Linked DNA regions of Mus musculus: region 2 is linked to region 1. A link is a loop called in an ENCODE intact Hi-C map of the cell type or tissue named here. Cell type or tissue: heart. All regions are shown on one strand.

Region 1 (2,500 bases):
AAGGGGGAAAAAAGGTAGAGAATAATATTTAAAATGTATCTATCTTGACCTGGACAGAGGTACCTTTGACTTGTTCCCTAATGAGGACTGATAAAGAGCTGGTGGCTATCCTTCCCAGCCCGTTTTCTTTCTGAACGCCATAGTCTACTGTGGTGCGTTTGTAAAAAGACATAATTATCCACAATCCAATTATCTTTTGAAAGAATATTTGTACTCCTACTCAAAGACAGACAATGGATTATTCCAAGATAACCTACTTAATTCCTTTGTCAAAAAAAAAAAAAAAAAGTCATGCCTAGGACAAGAAACAATGTAACAGAGAGCTTGGCTCCCACTGTCACATTTTTCTGTGCAGTGAAATTGTACAGATATTTCCACCCTCTTACTTCCAAATACCTCACACAAAGAACCTGATATGAACAGGAAGGCTCGTTACTAGATTTAAAACAAAACAAAACGAAACAAAAACCGGTGTCCCAGTTTTATACCTAGGTATCTCATTTACTGTGGCCGATTTACTTCCATTCAGAAAGAAATGACATCCCTGAAGAGCCAGCAGCCTTGTTGGCATGAGAAAGAAGAGGTGACTTTGAGAGCCCGTGCGTCTCTTTCTATTTCGGTACCTTTTAAAGCCTCGGGATTCTGAGTTTAGAGAACGCCGCTTTAAGAGTCTGATCCAGTTGCTTCGCTGTGTTGTAAATCAAAGAACTGACGGGGCCCACTGGTAGCCTGCCAAGAACGGGCAGCAAGGCGGGCCAAACACATGTCTGTCGTTAGAGTTTCATCTGTGGACGATCAACTGCTAAATCCCTGGGCTAGGCTCCATTTGTTTTACGATGAAGGCAGCTTTTGCAGCATTAAGTCTGGGAGGATTCAGAGGTATTGCTATCCGAAATGTCAAGCCTGTCCCCACCACCACTTACCTCTGGACTACTGACCTCACTTAAGCAGATGGGACTTGGATTCCTTCCTAAGAGATCACCATGGGACTGCTTTTCCATGGGGCAGGCGCCGTTAACTTGGTTAAGCCTTCTCTGTTGTAAGTCTACTAACACTGAACAGGGCTCTCGTGGAAAGCCAGCGGGTTTATGAGGGGTGAACATTTTAAAAGGGAGGCGTCTCTCTCATGCTCAGCCTTTCTTGGAGGGTTAAACCCAGCAGCAGTGAGTGGCCAGCAGCTGATGGACTGTCAGGCTGCCAGAAGTTACTGCGTTAAGAGCCGCAGAGGTCGGTACTCAAGTCTATGCTACTCTGACGAAAACCACCCAGGTCCCTTCCACAGACTTTACTGAGTGTAACGAAGCTATGTCATGGGGACACTGGAGCTCACTGAAAGAAATTCCAAGACAAAGGAATCCTGGCTTGGTGTTGACAAGGTATGATGGCTTTACACAGTGTGGCTAAGGACAGCCTTTGGCAAACGGTCTCAGACTACAGGCCAAAATGTAGCCCGATCCAAGAGTGACATGGAGAATAACATTAACCAGTGTGGCTTTTCTCTCTAGGAGACATAAAAGAATGTATGCTGAATGCCGACCATAAAAGCTGCAGAGCGTGGCTCCGGGCCACATTAACGCTTGCCTGCTTACAGTGCCAGGAGGTGAGCACATCCTCATGGCACAGAGCCCCCAGTCCCACCAAGTCCACAGTGGCTCTCAGGCGTGGAGGGAGCACTTTGGTGCCTGAGAGCATTTAAAGCATTTTTTCACACGAGGAGAAGTCATCCTCTGGGGGCAGCAAGGGACCTCGAGGGCATTGCTGAATATATCAGGTGCTTGTAGAAAATGGGAGGAAAAAGGGAGTTTATTATGAGAAACAGGGGTGTAGGACACGGGTATTTAAGAAAACTATTCAAAGGTAAAGCTTAAGTATAAAGTTTTAACCTACAGAAGAGACCAAAGAACAGTACAAGAAATACCCTGATCACCTTTACTGAGATTGCATAATTGTCTGTCTGTCTGTCATCTGTCTCTCTGTCCTTTAGAAAATCCCGAGCCATGCCACGGGGAAGTAAGTTCCAGACATTGTGGCAATTTTAATTTTTTTTTAAATTTAAGAATATAGACATTCTTCTTCTTCTTTTTCTATTTTTTTTGCAGACATTCTTCTTTATAACCACAGTATCATTATAACAGAGGAAAATTAAGTCAATAATATTTAACCTATAGATTATATCCATTTCCTATTATGCTCAAAATGGCCTTTATAAGTTGTGCCTTTTGATTCAGACTTTAGTTAAAGTTGACACACTGCATTGGGTTATTATTATCTTTTTAACAGTTAAGTCCCTCCCACTTTTTTCCTTCGGTACGATTGTCTTTCAACTTGAAGGCTGGGGAACCCCGAGGACACACATGACAGCTTTTTCCTTATGGCCATTCTCTAAGGATGAGGGGTTCTTAGGGGAGAACCGTAAGGTAAGGTAAGGTGGATAAACTGCTTTATGGGCAAGAAAGTTTCCAGAATGGTGGGTGGCAAGAACTCAGGTACAGGATGGGAA
Region 2 (2,500 bases), 140 kb before region 1:
CAGCAATGCTACCGTACTTAGGGGCTTTGTGTTTAAATGTATTAATCCATTCCAGCTTTCCAGGTCGTGTGGCACTTTGTTGCAGCCTGGCTTACTCTCAAACAGATTTGGGTAAACTGTGAATCAGGTCATGTAGCTCAATTACAAATGGTTGAGCAGGCATAGCATGTTATGCTGAGCAAGCCAGGAAGCAGCAGCAGTCCATGGCTTCTGCATCAGCTCCTGCCTCTACATTCCTGCTCTGCTTGAGTTCCTGTCCCGATGTCCTCTAGTGATGACCAGTGCTGTGGAAGTGTAAGCCGAATAAACCCTTTCCACCCAAGTTCCTTATGGTCATGGTGTCTCATCACAGCTCTAATAACCCTGACTAAGACACCTCAGTTGCAGCACTTTCCTTTTTTTCCACTGGTATTCAACTTTCTCTCTCTCTCTCTCTCTCTCTCTCTCTCTCTCTCTCTCTCTCTCTCTTGCTTTCCAATAGGAAGTTGCCTTCGAGTCTGGAAAGACCATGGGGGCAATGGGAAATTAAGAGAAAGAAAGCAGGTTTTGCTAGATGACTGCCCAAGACTCTGGAAAAGGCAGAGGGCCTTTTGATAGTTGTGTAGTGAGGCTCCCTCCCTTCTTTCTAGGTCTGGGGTCATGAGGATGGATTTGTCTTGGTGGTAGCAGCAATTGCAGATCTGGTCCATTATTTGTCAGCAAGAAGAACAGTGGAGGAGGAGGGAGGTGCAAATCAAATGACATGGTACTGCTGTCAAATATGTCAAGGGCTGGGAGACAGAGCTCAGTGGTTGAGTGCTTGCCTACCATACTCAAGGCCTTGGGTTTGATCCCCAGCCCTGGAAACAACAACAACAACAACAGTTAACATCTGAGTGCTACTTAGTGGATTCTGATAGGCTAACCTGCGATATCTATTATTGCTCACATTTCTACAGGGAATCTACCTGTCCTCCACAATGTGACCTGAAAACACCCTTGGGAAGGATGTGGTTACAGGCTGTCCACCAGAGAAGACTGTTGGACATGGTTGTAAGCCAACAGAAAACCTTCATTAGCTAGCCACTATACTGGGTGTTCCAGATGGCAGCGTAGCCCTGAGCCTTTCTCGGGGTGAGCTTTTAAGCACAGAAACAATACCCAGGGTTAATATACTTCAGTTGGTAAGAACATTAGCCAGGGCAGAACTTCAGAAGCCAGAAAGCAAGGTTAGTACATTTAGGAACTTTCCCAGAACTATGGACTTTGATAGATTAGGTCTTTGTTTTCATTTTGGCCGGTGGTGCTGTCTACATGCTGAGTCTTACAGCCTGAATGGAACTTCTGTCATGGAGTCAGTTGTGCTAAGGTCTGGGGCCTGTTACAGTTACTAGAGGAGCCTGGCGTTTTGCGTCCATTAGCAGTTATAACCAGCAGAGGGCACAGGTGGATTAGGAAGAAAAATAAATGGTCTAACAATGGAGCAAAATTTAAATTGTAAAAAAAAAAGCCTCATCTTCTTAGGTTAGTTTGAGTCACTACAGAATGCATTTTATTGTATTTGCTTCTTATAATACAATGTATATACCTCAAGCATATACAGTAGAATGTGTTCTTCCACCGCTGGCAAATGCTTAAGGCTTTTTCTATTGTTACCTCGCACATGTCCTCTAGAACTTTCATTTTTGCACGACTGTACAGCAACTAATGTCCCTGCCCCGGCAGCTGGAGTCTACCCTGACTGTTTTGGATGTCTTACTGTTAAAGACCACGAGACTTTTGAAGTTGGATTAGCATTTACAATATGAGATGAACCTTTGGGGACAAGGGTGGGAGGTTACCATTTAAAGAGATGGATTTGGTTGTCAAGGAATGGGAGTTCCCATGGTTGATTACCTTGGTCTATAATTACCCAGAGGTGGGTCTCTGGGCATGCCCATGGGGAAGTATCTTGATTGGGTTAACGGAGGTGAGAGGACCAGCCCACCATTGCCTGGGTGGGGCTCCTGGTGCTAATAGGAAGGAGAAGTGAACTGAGCGGAAGCTTTTATTGCTCACTGATTCCTGACTGTAAGTGCAACCTGAAGCTTCGGCTTCCATGACTTCTTTGCCATGATGCACCAATCCCTCAAGCTGAAATTAACTGTTCATGTTTCTTGTCAGATATTGTGTCTTGGTAACAAGTAACCAATGTACTTATATAAATATATGTGATCTCTATGTATGTATGTATGTATGTATGTATCTATGTATCTATGTATCTATCTATCTACCTACCTGTCCATCCATCCATCCATTCATCCATCCATCCATCCATCCATCCATCCATCCATCCATCCATCCATCCATCCATCCATCTATTGGTTTCTCAAGACACAGTTTCTCTGTGCAGCCCTGGCTGTCCTGGAACTCACTCTGTAGAACAGGCTGGCCTTGAACTCAGAGATCCATTTGCTTTTGCCTCCCCATGGCTGGGATTAAAGGCGTGCGCCACCAGTGCCTGACCTCAGTCTTTGTCTTT

The links. Peaks named below come from ENCODE experiments on the same cell type or tissue, not always from the same donor. Only the 100,000 strongest peaks of a DNase experiment are listed, where the experiment ranks them.
Region 2: it touches region 1 in a loop (2.4-fold over the local background); 7 of 42 quality-filtered maps call a loop at or near these places.

The regions. Positions count from the first base shown.
Region 1 is chr10:121,836,242-121,838,741 of GRCm38, forward strand. The region is part of intron 10 of Srgap1 (SLIT-ROBO Rho GTPase activating protein 1); the gene reads right to left. Among named protein-coding and RNA genes, the nearest start is that of Gm46183, 42 kb to the left of the region's middle. In heart, no CTCF peak of the experiment used is centred here; DNase peaks (open chromatin) are centred at 850, 1,370 and 1,480; H3K4me3 peaks cover 479 bases; H3K27ac peaks cover 831 bases.
Region 2 is chr10:121,700,103-121,702,602 of GRCm38, forward strand. No RefSeq gene overlaps it. Among named protein-coding and RNA genes, the nearest start is that of Gm35865, 3.9 kb to the right of the region's middle. In heart, a CTCF peak has its summit at 1,419 (motif pointing right); no DNase peak of the experiment used is centred here; H3K27me3 peaks cover 1,197 bases.